2 separate regions of the Homo sapiens genome follow, and region 1 is linked to region 2. Evidence: chromatin contacts called from ENCODE Hi-C or POLR2A ChIA-PET data. All regions are on one chromosome and are shown on one strand. Each heading gives the region's core, a stretch centred on a gene start or an enhancer-like site at or near the end of the contact. The rest is flanking DNA. Distances are from core to core; before and after follow the strand shown. Region 1 overlaps ANO6 (anoctamin 6). Region 2 overlaps ANO6 (anoctamin 6).

Evidence for each region. A loop is a pair of places that touch in the nucleus more often than their neighbours do. ChIA-PET counts read pairs that join two places held with the same protein, here RNA polymerase II (POLR2A). Pooled maps may share reads with other maps.
Region 1: a map of ovary shows a loop between it and region 2 (2.0-fold over the local background). The contact joins two enhancer-like sites. A Hi-C loop is called at or near these places in 4 of 168 maps with a recorded cell type or tissue (Caco-2, ascending aorta, heart right ventricle and 1 more) and 6 of 50 pooled maps. POLR2A ChIA-PET finds 5 or more read pairs at or near these places in 2 of 52 experiments (IMR-90 and activated CD8-positive, alpha-beta memory T cell).

What each region holds. Positions count from the first base shown.
Region 1 is chr12:45,355,038-45,362,845 of GRCh38, forward strand. It overlaps ANO6 (anoctamin 6), which reads left to right. Exons shown (of 20, transcript NM_001025356.3): 8 at 2,253-2,387. Among named protein-coding and RNA genes, the nearest start is that of ANO6, 140 kb to the left of the region's middle. Within about 2 kb of position 2,700, at least 6 of the 41 ENCODE cell types and tissues checked have a DNase peak (open chromatin) inside an H3K27ac peak, as active enhancers do; they include ascending aorta and heart right ventricle, where a contact is called at or near this core.
Region 2 is chr12:45,264,437-45,271,821 of GRCh38, forward strand. All of the region lies in intron 1 of ANO6 (anoctamin 6), which reads left to right. Among named protein-coding and RNA genes, the nearest start is that of ANO6, 52 kb to the left of the region's middle. Within about 2 kb of position 4,480, at least 26 of the 41 ENCODE cell types and tissues checked have a DNase peak (open chromatin) inside an H3K27ac peak, as active enhancers do; they include ascending aorta and heart right ventricle, where a contact is called at or near this core.

The sequences.
Region 1 (7,808 bases), core at 1,450-3,949, 89 kb after region 2:
TCAACTATAAAAGTTTAAAGTGACTGCTTCTGGGCAGCAGGAAATAGGGGAGGGGGTAGGGGACTGCTCCTTTTTATAACCAGCCTTCTAGAGCTATTAGACTAATGACTGTATACTTGTAACTTTGATTTAAAAAATCAAAGCTGAATTTTGTTAAATTGATTTTAAGAGTTGGGAGGTGTTTGGCAGAGAGGGACAATGATCAGAAAATATTGCATTTGAAGGAATCCTCATTATTTCCAGCTTTTCAGCAAGAACTAAGAGACAGATTTCCTTTTGAGATTTGAAAAATCTTTCTGGCCTTGCCTACAATGTAACAGGGATGCCTTAGAAAGTATTGAACTCCTTGTCACAGTAAATAACCAAGCAGAGACTGCCTGACCAGCTCTTTAAATACAGCAGGATTTTTTTTATTATTGGGAGCTTGGACCAGGCAACTTCTAAGATTCTTTCCAATTTAAATATGGCATTTCCAGGATGGATGGCTGATGAAAACTTATTACAGAAAGCATAACCAAAAAGAGGCCAAGGCGTCTCAAACCCATGGCCAGACTTCTCTCCCGGGCTGTATCCTGAACCTGCCGTTTGCCTGCCTTCCATGAGCCAGAGAGCAAAGCTCCGGTCACGTGAAAATCAGCCCACTGTGTTCCTCCCATCTCCCGATTCCACCCTCAGGTCTGTCTCAGCTCTTCCTTTTTTCCCTGTGGATGTGAACTACACCCAGGCCTGTGACCCATGGAACTGGTCTCAGACCTTCCCTGTGAGTGCTTGTCCAGCCCAGGGATGTTCCTGTCTGAAGTCTCCCAGGACTCCAGGTTTTGCTCAGAGCTAAGTCCCCACGAGGCTAAGACCAAGGAGTTCAGCCCAGCTCCATACTGAGCCTGAAGTCTCACGTAGGCCTCAGAGTTAAGTAAATCTCCTTATCGTACAGATCAAGATGAAGGCAGAAATGAGTCATTCTTGGGGAATATCAGCAACAGCAGCAGTCACCTGAACCATCTCTTCATTCCTAAACTCTCTTTCTGCCTAACTGTACTTGACCTTCCTTTCAGGAACAATTTTGGCACTGCTTCTTGGTCAGCCTGCCCTCTTTAATCTTGCCTACGTGGCCTCTTCAGTTTTACCCCAGAGTATACCATTAACCAGTTTTTAAAACTTAGGAAAAAATAGAAGAGCTAGCTATAAGGAATACAGGGTGATGGATTCCTCAATCATATGCATCCTTCCCTCTTTCATTCTCACATGAGTTTTGCAAAAATTTTGGTCAGAGAGACATTCCACTACAAATTAGTGGTTTTTTTTCTTATTATTACAGTTGCCCCTTGAACAACACAGGGGTAGGGCAGTGACACCCGCACACACATACAGTCGAAAACCTGCATATATATTTTGACTCCCTTTAAACTTTTAATGGTCTGCTGTTGACTGGAAGTCTTACCAATAACATGAACAATCAATTAACAAATATTTTGAATGTTATATGTATTACATACTATATTCTTACAATAAAGTTAAGCTAAAGAAAAGAATGTTATTAAGAAATCATAAGAAAGTATATTTACCATTCACCAAATGGAAATGGATCATCATAAAGGTCTTCATCCTTGTCTTCACATTGAGTAGGCTGAGGAGGAGGAAAAAGAGTAGGGTTATTCTTGCTGTCTCAGGGGTGATGGGGGAAAGAGGTGGAGGAAGTGGAAGGGGAGGCAGGAGAGGCAGGCACACTAGGTTTATCTTTTATTGAAAAAAAATCCACATTTAAGTGGATCCGTACAGTTCAACCCTGTGTTGTTTAAGGCTCAACTGTATTTGTGACTTACGTTACATTTTCTCCAAGGAACTTCCCTAGTTAAGTAAAAGCAAATAACTGAGCAGATTGTTCATGTTCATTTGTCTCATGCATATAAAGAACAGTCTTTTGGAGAATGTGTAAAATAGTGCTGGTCTTTACAAAGAATGATAGTAATACTCTGTATTTATTCCATAATCAGCATTTTTCTCTCCCTTGCTGTATTTTAATGTACTTTCACCAGGCAAACCAGCAATAGTGATCAGTTCTTCCATAATGTGTAATATACTTTTTGTTTCATCGTAGAATTCAGGGTCTGCTGTGAAAATGAATGTTTTAAGGGTGAATTGAGTCAGATTTAAGCTTAAAGCCTCTCCTTTATTTAAAATCAGAAATTAATATTAGGATGAAGCTACGGAGTAATTATTTGCATCTTCTAAAAATAATTTCTGTCTTTCTTCAGGAAATACTATGGAGAGAAGATTGGAATCTACTTTGCTTGGCTGGGCTATTACACTCAGATGCTTCTCCTGGCCGCAGTTGTAGGAGTGGCTTGCTTTCTCTATGGATATCTTAATCAAGATAACTGTACATGGAGGTAACCTCTGTTTATTCCTTGTTGCCATGCTGAAAAGTTTATTAGACATAAAATTATTTTCATGGTCTTAAACTGTTTTGGTAAGACAAGACTGACTGCAGAACATTCATTGCTTGGGATGATATATCCCTTTTGTTCTGAGCACAATAACTGAGTGAAATGGAAAAATTTTTTTCTTAGATAATCCAACCCAGTGTCTGACATGAATATTACCCCTAGGAAACACTCCAATATTTTAAGACAATATTTTGTTTGAAAAAGAAAGGAGGACTGGAGGCGGGAGGATTGCCCTTGAACTTTTGGCCCCTAGAGGAATGTACACTCAGCCCTGCAGATGTGAGCCAAAAGCAGCTCTGATTTCTTCAGGGTTCCACTGGGAAAATTAGTGAGGGGTTTTGTTTTTTGTTTTATTTTGTTTTACTTTTAGAAATGATTTCTTACTACTAAAAAGTGCTTGTTTAAAAACTCAATAGTTGTTTTGGTTTTTACATTAAAAAATAGTTCATACAATGTTTAAAAAAATGTAGTGAAAAATTAGTTTGTACTGAGGTTGAAATTCAAACACCAGCTGCACTCTCTAAAGGGACATATGTGGGTGCCAGAGCACTCTAAATTTCACCATCACTATTCTGAATGGTATTATTAGACCTCTGCTTTTGGTGGTCTCAACTTCCAGCAGGGATGCAGCACGGAACCAGGATTTTCTCTTGATATCTGGCTGCTATCCAGGTGTGCCAGCCAGATAAAAATTTCTGGGCACCAGCAATGAGCTGATAACCAAATTTTTCAAGCCTGAAGCATGTCAGCCTGCTCCTGAGTTAGGTTGCTTACATGGCAGCCCTGATGGATAGACATAATTACGCTTCGATTTAACAGAGGATTCTGAGCATGTTGTACCCATTATGGCTTCTTAGCTTGAAAGCTGCAGATGGCTTTTGAAGTACTCTTCCCTCCTCACTGAAAAAGAGTTTTGGGCCAAAGGCTGAATGTTGTTACCTTTTCTCTAAATTTGTCTTCAGCTTCTCTGTTGGTTTGTACATTGTTCTAGTTTAAAAAAAAAAAATCAAAAATACATTTCAAAGTGCAGAAGTTGCATTTTTATAAGGTCCTCATGGGTTGTTCTTGTTATAACTTATTTTACAAAATCACCATGATAGTTACACCACATATTTCCTAGCATTTCACACAGATTAATTTGCAGAAAATAGAGGGAAGTTCTTGGGGATATACTGCCTGTGCTCAAAACTATTTGGCTTTAATTATTTAATTATGAGATATCTTTAAAATATCTAAATTATAAATATTTTCAGTTACTTTTATAGTTTCTATCAAATACCTGTTTAAAGCTTATGTCCCTCCTTTTTTTTTTTTTTGGTGGTGGGGGCAGTCTTGCTGTGTCGCCCAGGCTGGCGTGCAGTGGCGCCATCTCAGTTCACTGCAACTTCTGCTTCCCAGGTCCAAGCGAGTCTCCTGCCTCAGCCTCCTGAGTAGCTGGGATTACAGGCTGCGCCACCACACCCGGCTAATTTTTGTATTTTTAGTAGAGATGGGGTTTCACCATCTTGGCCAGGCTGGTCTCGAACTCCTGACCTCAGGTGATCCGCCCGCCTCGGCCTCCCAAAGTGCTGGGATTACAGGCGTGAGCCACTGTGCCCGGTCCTTATGCCCCCTTTTAAAAATAACAGTTATATAGAGACATTATTTATATACCATAAAATGACCTTTTTTAAAGTGCACAATTTAGGTGTACCCCTTTCCCTTAGCCCCTGGCAACCACTAATCTATTTGCTTTCTGTTTCTAGGGATTTACCTATTCTGGACATTTCATAAAAGTATTTAAATATTTTAAATGTTTTCTATTCTTGTGAATCTACTCAGTATGTAATAAAATTGAAAATATTAAAAATGTGTAAACAATTCAGGTGTTTTAAGTGCATTCACCAAGTTGTGATCACCACCATCTAATTCTAGAACATTTTTATTGCCCTCAAAAGAAACCAGTGCCCATTAGCACTCACTCCCTAATCCCTCTTTCCCTTGGCCCCTGGCAACCAACAGTCTACTTCCTGTTTCTATGGATTTGCCTGTTCTGGACATTTCATAAAAGTGGAACTATACATTATAAAGCCTTTTGTGACTGTCTTCTTTCATTTCACCTACTGTTTTCAAGGTTCATCCATGTTGTAGCATGTATCAGTACTTCATTCATTTTTGTGGCCAAATAATACTCCATGTGTGTATAAACCGCATTGTTTATTCATTAATTGATGGACATTTGGGTTGTTTCTACTCTTTGGTTATTATGAATAATTCTGCTATGAACATTCATGGACAAGTTTTTGTGCAGACACATGGTTTCACATCTCTTGAGAATATAACAAAGAATGGAATTGTTGGGATATACAGTAACTGTAGGTTTAACATTTTGAGGAACTGTCATAGTATTTTCCAAAGTGACTGCATATTCCACCTGCAATGTATGAGGACAATAATATCTTCACATCCTCATCAGCACTTAAAAAAAATTGCCATTCTAGTTGGTATGAAGTGGTATGTCATTGCAGTTTTGACTTTGTTTTCTCTAATGTCTACTGATGGTGAGCATCTTCTCATGTGTTTGTCATTTGTATAGCTTCTTTGGAAAAAAATTTGTTCAAATCCCTTGCCTATTTTAGTTGTGTTGTCTTTTTATTGTTGAGTTGTAAGCATTTTTTATATATTTGGGATAGAAGTCTCTTATTGGATATTGTCTTAGTCTGTTTGTGCTGCTGTAACACAGTACCACAGACCAGGTAATTTGTAAAGAATAGAAATCTACTTTTCATAGTTACAGAGGCTGGAAATTCCAAGATCAAGTTGCCGACATTTGGTGTCTGGTGAGGGCTGCATCCTCTGAAGGAGAGGAATGCTGCATCTTCACATAGCAGAAGGCATAAGGGCAAGTGGGGAGAACTCCCCTCATCAACTCCTTTTATAAGGGCACCTAATCCCATTCATGAAGGATGAGCCCTCATGGCCTAATCACTTGTTAAAGTCTCCACCTCTTAATATTACCACACTGGCAATACCTAAATTGGAAGAGACACATTCAAACCATAGCAGATACATTGAAAATATTTTCTCCCATTCTATGGATTGTGTTTTCACTTTCCTAATAGCATCCTTTGAAACAAAATTATTTTTAATTTTGATGATCTCCAGTTTACCTTTTATTCTGTTATTTGTGCTTTTGGTGTCATGTCTTAGAAACCATTCGTAATCCAAAGTCATAAAGTTTTTTTTAACATTTATCTTCTAAGAGTTTTATGGATGTAGGTTTATGATTTATTTTGAGTTAATTTTTGTAAATGGTATGAGATAGGGTCCTGCTTTATCATTTTCCATATCCGGGTATACCAGCACCGTTTTTGAAAAGACTGTTCTCTGTTTAATTATCTTGGCACCCTTGTTGAAAAGCAGTTGGCCAAAAATTTAAGAGTTTGTTTATAGACTCAGTTGTTTTCCATTGATCTACATGTCTGCATTTTATGCAAGTACCACACTTTATTTATCACTGTAACTTTGTAAACTTCAAATTTTCGTTTTTCTTTTTCAAGATTGTTTTGGCTGTTCTGGGTCTTTTGCATTTCCGTATGAATTTTAGGATCAGCTTATCTATTTCTAGGATTTTGATAAGAATAATGTTGATTCCATAGGTCAGTTTGGAGAGTATTGCCATCTTAACAATATTAAGTCTTTTAATCCCTGAACACAGGATGTCTTTTCATTTATTTAGGTCTTTCATTTCTATCAACAATATTTTATAGTTTCAGTGTGTAAGTCTCATACTTGTTTTTTCTCTTAAATTTATTCTAAGTACATTGTTCTTTTGATGCTATTATAAATTGTTTCGTTAATTTAACTTTTGGATTACCTATTGTAGTGTATAGAAATGTAATTGCTTTTTTGTATATTGATTTTTGTGTGTGTGCTGCAACCTTGCTAAACTGGCTTATTTGCTCTAATAGTATTTTGGGTGGATTCCTTAGGATTTTTATATACGATGTCATACTGTCTGTGAACAGAAGTAGTTTTACTTCTTCCTTTCCAATTTGGAGGACTTTATTTTTTCTTACCTAGTTGTCCTGACTAGAACCTCCAATATAATGATCTTAGGAGGAAAGCATTCAGTCTTTCACCATTAAGTGTGATACTAGGTGTGGGTTTTTTCATTGATACTCTTTATCAGGTTGGGAAAGTTCTATTCCTAGTTTATGAGTGTTTTTAATCATGGAATGATGTTGGATTTTGCCAGATGCTCTTTCTGTGTCTATTGACATTATCTTGTGTGTAGTTTTTGTTCGTTATTCTATTAATATGGTATATTACAAGAATTGATAACTTTTGTACTTTGAATCATCCTTGCATTCCTGGATAGATCCCACTTGGTCATAGTATGTAGTACTTATTTTATATGGCAGGATTTGGTTTTCTAGTATTTTATTGAAGATTTTTCCATCTATATTTGCAAGAGATATTAGGTCTCTAGTTTTCTTATGTTGTCTTTGGTTTTGGTATCAGCATAATACCAGTCGCATAGAATGAGTTGAGAAGTGTTCCCTCTTCTTTGTTTTTAAAAGAGTTTATGAAACATTGGTGTTAATTCTTCTTTAAATGGTAGGTGGAATTCATCAGTGAAACCATCTGAGACTGGGCTTTTCTTTGCAGGAATTATTTTTTTTCTGTTAGTCCAGTCTCTTTATTTGTTAAAAATAGGTCTATTCAAGTTTTCTATTTTTGCTTGAGTTACCTTAAGTAGTACATATTTTTCTAGGAATTCTTCCATTTTATCTAAGTTGTCTAATTAGTTGGCTTATAATTATGCATAGTATCCCCTTATAATCCTTTTTATTTTTGTAAGAGTAACAGTAATGTTTCCCTTTTCATTTCTGATTTTAACCCTTTGAGTCTTCTTTTTTTCTTGATCAGCCTAGCTAAGTTTGCCAATTTTGTTATCTTTTCAAAGAACCAACTTTGTTTAGTTGATTTTTTTGTTACTTTTCTGTCCTGTATTTCATTTATTTCCACTTGTTGCCTTTTGATTTTAATATTTAGTTCATTTATATTTAATGTAATTACTCATGAAGTAGGAGTTAAACCTGCCATTTTGCTATTTGTTTTCCATGTGTCTTTTTGTCTCTTGTTTTTCTATTCCTTCATTACTACTTTTTTTGTGTGTTAAATAGATATTTCTAGTATGCCATTTTAATTCCATTATTGTTTCTTTATCTTTTTTTAGTGGCTTCCCTGGGGATTATAATTAACAACTTAATTTAAAATAATATAGTTTGAATTAATGGCAATTTTAATTTCAAATAGTACACAAAAACTTTACTTTGGTACAGATCTGTTCCTTCTCTACTCCTTTGTGGTATTATCATC
Region 2 (7,385 bases), core at 3,230-5,729:
GTAATCAGTTATGTCTTATTTAGTCCCTTTGGATAATTTTTTGGGGGGTTGGCTTTTATTAATTTTAAGAAGTAATACACCCACCATTGATATAGTAAGTGTGGCAACCTGTCATGGACCAAAGAGTAAAGTTTTAAAATAGATGATTAATATTGAGAGTAGGAATAGCACAGACATCTGAAACATTAATTTTACCAATGGTTAGTTGGTGAAACCTGACTGTGGATACATACATATTTATGTAAATACAAAAAATTTTTTGTGGTACAGTAAATCTTGCTTCTAAGATCAAATATACAAAAAAAGTTAGCATTGTTTTGTATTAGACAAAGTGCTATTATCTTCAGTTGAACTTCATATCTGTATCATGACACTAAATATAAGACCTTGGGTCCCTGATAATAAGAATTAGAGAAAGGAACGTACAAAGCCAACACACCAAATTTGGTCTGAGGCTGTGAGCTCCAATATCAAGTGGTAATTGTGCAGTTGGAAAAATCCTGTAGCTTATATTCTCAACAATTTCTGATCATCAGAGTTTCAGAAACAATTCAGAGTTATCAGGCTCTGTCATTTATGAGTGAAAGGAGCAATTCCTCATTGACTGTAAGTCTTTTATGTTGGCAATTCCATTCTTAAATTAAGGCATTGGCATTTTCATTATGAAAATGGTTTTCCTGGATTTATAGCTGAGTCCATTAATTTTGTGTTTCAAAACTGATTGGCATTAATCTGTATAGTGACTTTTATATAAAAGCAACGTAAAGTTGATTTTGTAGTCTCGATTTTAAAGATCATTTCAGACATCTCTTCCTCCCGTGTTGGATCTACTGTATTGAAATACGAAGTTATGGAGAACTAAGGAATAAATATAGCACACTCCATTTCCAAAAAGACAGATGGCCTTACCATTCTGTGTAAGGGACTTGAGGAGACCCTGAAGTGACCTATATACCCTGGCTCCACACCTCACATTTGTTCTTGCTCATTTTCTTCTATATCTTGCAGTGTGGAATGATAATAATAAATGATAATGATAGCAGTTATGTCTTGAGTGCTTACTGTCAGACCTCGTGTTATGTACCTTACCATCCTTATTCCATTTAATATTCACAGCAGCCCTATGAACAGAGGTAGTATGATGCCTATTTTACAGATTAGGAAGCTGAGACTTTACCCAGCTGATCATCCAGTTAACCTTCCCGATTCTTGTCATTTCTCTACCACCTCCAGTCCATTCTGCACATCACTGCTGGCCCCATCATGTGCTTTTCTCCTTCAGAAACACCTTCGTAGACTCTATACTGTGTAGGGATAAAGCGCAAACCTCAGTGTACCTGCAGGTTGGCTCCAACTTTTTAAATCTTATGTCCTGCAACTTCCTTACAAAAATCCTGCAGTATAGACCTACCCTAACATGAGCATGCTGTGTGTTCACCTGTTTCCCTGCCCCAGCTGGCAGATGCCTACTATTTGCCAGGCACTGTTAGGATCTTAGGGACACAGTTCTTGCCTTCAGAACAATATACTCAAGGATAAGGCAGACCTGAACATAAATCACTTCTCCTTAGCTTTTATTTCTAATCCCAGATTGGCTTAGACCCTATATCCTTGGTGAAACTTCCCCTGGCCATTCAAGGCAAAAGTGATTCCACCTTCCTCTGAATGTCTGTAGCCTGAACTGCCTGTACCACATATTTATCTTTGGGTTGTGATCTTTTCAGTTGTCTGCATCTTAACCCACTTACAAATCTTTGCAAGTTAAAGACTATAGGTTTATAGGTTAAGCCTTTATAGCTTAAAGATTCTATAGGCAAAGTCTGTGGTTCTATGTCATTGATCTCTAAACTCCAGTTTTTAAAAATATTCATAAATTTGTAAAAATCTATAAGATTTTATAAAGAAATTTTAGCCCTGGATTACCATACTTTTAAAAATATATTGCATTGTGGTCTGAGACCGTATGTATTAAAGTATAAAAGATTAGGTTGGCACATAAATATGGCATATCATTTGTTTTTCCATACTTGTTTTAAACATTGGTGCCAAGTCTTTTTTTAAAAAATTGAATTAATATTACTGTGACACTTTCCCTTTTCTTAGTTATCAGCCTTTTGACTATAAGCCAAGCTTTTAAAAGTCACTAATAAAATATATGAGGCTTAGCCTGGTAATATAGTGAGACCTCATCTCTACAAAAACGTTAAAAAATTAGCTGAGCGTGGTAGCATGCACTTGTAGTTCGAGCTACTTGAAAGGCTGAGGCAGGAGGATTGCTTGATCCCAGGAAGTGGAGGTTGCCGTGAGCCAAGATTGTGCCACTGCCCTCCAGCCTGGGTGACAGAACAAGACCCTGTCTCAAAAAACAAGTGTGTGTGTGTGTGTGTGTGTGTGTGTGTGTGTGTGTATAATATGGCTCTAGTTCTTTGAGTTATGGGGTTTGTTAAAAATGACGAAGTGGGAAACCCATTCAGGTCCCAGCTTGAGCCACTTAACAGGGTGAACATGATTTAGTCAGTAACTCCTGTTTCTTCACAAAGCAGATGAGGCCATCAGCATCACGGTGGACATAGTGGGCTTTTCACCTGTTGAAGACTCTTGTGGGTGACTGTATCCATGTTGTGCTATTTGAATTGAATCATCCATCTATTTATCTGTTATATTAGTTTGCTGGGGCTGCCATGACAGAATACTTTAGACTGGGTTGTTAAACAACAGACACTTATTTTCTCACAGTTCTGGAGGCTAGGAAGTCCAAGGTCAAGGTGTCAATACATTTGGTTTCTCCTGAGGCTTGCTAACGACCACCTTTTCTGTGCCCTCACATGGTCTTTCCTCTGTGGGCATGCACTCTGGTATCTTTCTGTGTCCAAATTTCTTCCTCTTTTAAGGACACCAGTCTGATTGGATTAGGGCACACTCTCACACTCTCATTTTCAACTTAATCACCTCTTTAAAGACCCTGTCTTTTCCAAATCCAGTCACATTTTGAGGTACTTTGGGTTAGGGCTTCCACATCTGATTTTTGGGGAGTTATGATTCCATAACATCTATTTAAAATAGCACTTACTAGCCAGGCATGGTGGCTCACGCCTATAATCCCAGCACTTTGGGAGGCCGAGGCGGGTGGATCACTTGAGGGTCAGGAGTTTGAGACCAGCCTGGCCAGTGTGGTGAAACCCCGTCTCTACTAAAAATATAAAAATTAGCCAGGCATGGTGGCGGGCACCTGTAATCCCAGCTACTCGGGAGGCTGAGGCAGGAGAATCGCTTGAACCAGGGAGGTGGAGGTTACAGTGAGCTGAGAACATGCCAGTGTGCTCCAGTCTGGGCAACAGAGCAAGACTCCCATCTCAAAAAAAATAGCACTTACTTGTTGTAAATTATGTATGAAGAGGCTAGCATAAAGAAGAAACCGGAAATAGCCCTCCACTTATTTAGTGCCTATTATTAAAAGGGGAAGGGTACAGGTATATGAAAAGATAAGTCAAAACTGTATTGAAGGGTATAAAAGAAAAATAACTCTCTCTCCCAACCCTCTCCTATTTTAGGAAACTTCTTTAAAATCATTTACACAAATGTTTAAAAAGGCCAGGTGCATTTTTTAATGTATTAGTGTGTCAGAGAGAGTACAGATATCTCTATATCTGCACACAGATTAGGCTTTTAAATAACTACATAGTATTCCATTGTGTATGTACTATAATTTACCTAATCACCTATTAACAGGCGTGTAGATTGTTTCCAGTTCCCCCACTACTCCATTACAAACAGTAGTGCTGGATTCCTTTTACAAACCCAGGTCTGGGCACAGTGGCTCATGCCTGTAATCCCAGCACTTTGGGAAGCCAAGGCAGGCAGATCACTTGAGGTTAGGATTCCAAGACCAGCCTGGCCAACATGGTGAAACCCCATCTCTACAAAAATACAAAAATTAGCCAGGTGTGGTGGTACATGCCTGTAATCCCAGCTACTCGAGAGCCTGAGGCAGGAGAATTGCTTGGACCTGGTAGGTGGAGGTTGCAGTGAGCTGAAATTGCACCGCTGCATTCCAGTCTGGGTGACAGAGTGAGACCCTGTCTCAAAAATTAAATAAATAAATAAATAAAATACATACATACATACTTAACCAGGATGAAAAAAATAATGAAGAGCTACCTAAGAAGAATAACTGGGCTCTGATCTTGGTGAAAACCATCTTTGTTTTTCACCTTCCTGTTTATTGGTCTTTACAAGAGTTGTTGTGAAAGGCATTTCATTCTTTCCTGTCCTCCAGTACCTGACCACATGCCAATACCTCTTCTTCCTGCAATAATAGGAAGGGAAAGGGCTTTCCTTGGCAACATTAGGTCATAGTCCTCCCCAGGAAGAAAGGTCTGTCTGGATCATTAACGGGCATAGACTATTTTTAGCTAAGGAAAACAATTTTTCTTGTAAGAATTGCTATTTCCGTGCTCAGGGCAGCACATGCATCCTTTCTGGCTGCTTCCACCCATTGGCAAGGGGCCAGCTCTCTAATGGAATGTGAGCAGTCTTACTGCTAATCAAGATTTATGGTGGAGACCAGGACGCCTGGCCGCTCATTGGATTTGCAGACCCTCCAAGCTAACAGCGGCAGCCTTGAGATTAAGTGCAATGCAGAGGCTCTGGTGCTGTTCCCAGGCCCTCCCTTCTTCTCTGGGGCCAGCTTCTTAGCCACAGGTATCATCTGGCATTATTTTATAAGCTGTGCCATAGTGCAGATGTTCTTTTCTGAGGAATTACTTTCATTTCTGACTCATTTCAGGAAATGAGACAGTCTATCAGAGGTATTCTTCATTTCCAGACCCCTGGAGAGTTCATTTTCACCTGGGATTTCTAACCACATGGGGGCAGTGCTTTATTTACCCAGATGTGAGAAATAACAGTAATGAATAGTCTTCTTCTAAGGCAGCCCTTACTTCCCTGCAGAATCCAGTGTGAAGGCCCAGAGGTAGCTTATGCCCTTATTAGTGTAAATATTTCTGAGGCTTTGGTTTTGTGATGCTTGTGGACATGCTGTGTGTATGGGCTTTGGTGCAGGAAAAACATAATTTAGCAACAGATTTAAAAGGTAGTCTGGAGTGTTTCTAATTACTGTTTGTTTAGTTCACCATTGCCTAATAAGTGGATTTAAGTAACCTCGGGGGTAGGGAATGTAATGTTCATATTACAGTCAACCATGCAAATCAATTTCTAACTAAGTATTGCAGAGAACACACCGTGGAGCCATTTTATAGAAGTATTCCATTGAATCTTAAATTTAGACCTGAGAGCATTTTGGATTGGGCATTTCCCACTGGTTGATGCACACAGCCATGTGTGGTACAGTCCCGTTTAAGATCCTTCGGTGGCCTTTGGCATTTAGTTTTCTTGTTAATTCAATGTAGTTTTCTTTTTAATTTTCCCATCCTTCATTGACCATAATAGGGAACTGAAGTATTAAGAGGGCCCAGAACAGTAGTTGTCAACCTTGGTTGTAGCTTGGCATCATTCTGGGAACTTTGAAATTACTGATGCCTGAGGCCACCTCCAGAGATCTGGTTTAATTATTGGAATGCAGCCTCCACTGGGATTTCTAAAAGCTCCCAGAAGATGTTATTGTGCACCAGGGGTAGTGAACCACAGACCTGAGATGTCAGGGTCCTGAGAGCTCATCTCATCCAGTGGTTCTCAGCCCTGGCTGCAGATTAGCATCATCTGGAGAGCTCATGAAAGAAGCACTGAGGTCCCACCACCTGAAACGACCTTTCAGAGGAAGGAGCCATTCTTTTTAGAAGGTGCTCAGGTGATTTTGATGCACAGCAAGAGTTAAGGTTAACTGACATCTTAGCCATCCCATGTTATAGATAAGGAAAATGAGAGCAAAAATGGTCAAATGGCTTGTACGAGGTCAGGTCCTTGTTGTTACAGAGGCAGGTCTGATGCCGCCTCCTGCTCTGTCTGCAGCCTAACACCATCCCTTATATTGGCCTGTTGTATTTATTGATGCCTCCTCATCCTTCAGGTGATGTTCCTGCCTCCAGGAGGCCTTTTCTGACTCCTCATACTCACCTCCCATCCAGCCTGGGTAAGATCCCCTTCCTTTGTATTTGAACAGCATCCTTCCTTCTTTTTCCCCTCCGACTGTCAGTTCCGGGAGAACAGGCCTGTCTTTCCTGTTATTTCTGTAACAGTAGTGGGGTTTCAGATAATATTTGTTGAATTGAAGTTCTGTAACTTTTTATTCCTCAGTCCACATGGATTGCTGAAAATAATCCATTCCTATATGCATGCTTCAGAAAAGAACTTCAGAAAGCAAAAGTTATTTTTTTTTTGAGACAGTCTCACTCCGTCACCCATGCTGGAGTGCAGTGGTGCAATCTCAGCTCACTGCAACCTCTGCTTCCCAAGTAGCTGGAATTACAGGTGCATGCCACCACACCCAGCTAATTTTTGTATTTTTAGTAGAGACAGGGTTTTGCTATGTTGACCTGGCTGGTCTTGAACTCCTGACCTCAAGTGATCCACCCACCTCGGCCTCCCAAAGTGTGGGGATTACAGGTGTGGGCCACCATGCCCGGCTGCAAAAGTTATTTCTTACCTGTCTATGGCTCACTGTACTATGGGCCAGGATCTTAAAAGCAAGAAGGACTTCCCACCCTGCCTTCCAGGAGAGAGAGTTTTAGCAAAAAATGTTTGGCAAGGATATTTTGATGACAAAATAATGAAAACAAGATTTCAGTGACCTTACATGTTACTCAAGCTATGTACAACATCCAGGGACCTTCGAATAACATACAAATGTATATGGCATAACAAAAGGGAGTATTGTGGCATTACCTAACAACAAAAAGTTGTCTGAAGTAAATGATGCTATTTTATAAATATACATTTTAAGGACTGAATTATTATTTGGTGCAAAAGTAAATGATGCTATTTATAAAAATACATTTTAAGGACTGATTATTTGATGCAAAAGTAAAAGTAATTGTCATTACTTTTAATAGCAAAAAGTACAATTACTTTTGCACCAATCTATAATATTTTAAAGCAGCCACATTCTGTTAGTATAGCTGAATTAAATCCTTTGGCTTCTTTGGATTAATATGTTTTGTCTTTTCAAATGATTTTTAAAAACTCTATCTTCTGTCATTGCAGTGTACTTAGGATCATCCTTGGCCAATGTTCTATTTTTACTGGAAAAGTATTTTCAGATTTGCACTATTTACATTTACCCTTGTAGCTGTACCAGAGACTTTTCTGTAAAAGCAAGATCACAGCTAGTATCTGCTTAGCCTACAAGTGGCCAGGAAGCTCACTGCTGAGATGCTGAAAAGTAATAATTTTCTTGGGTGAAAAATACATAGTTAAAATTTTTTGGAACT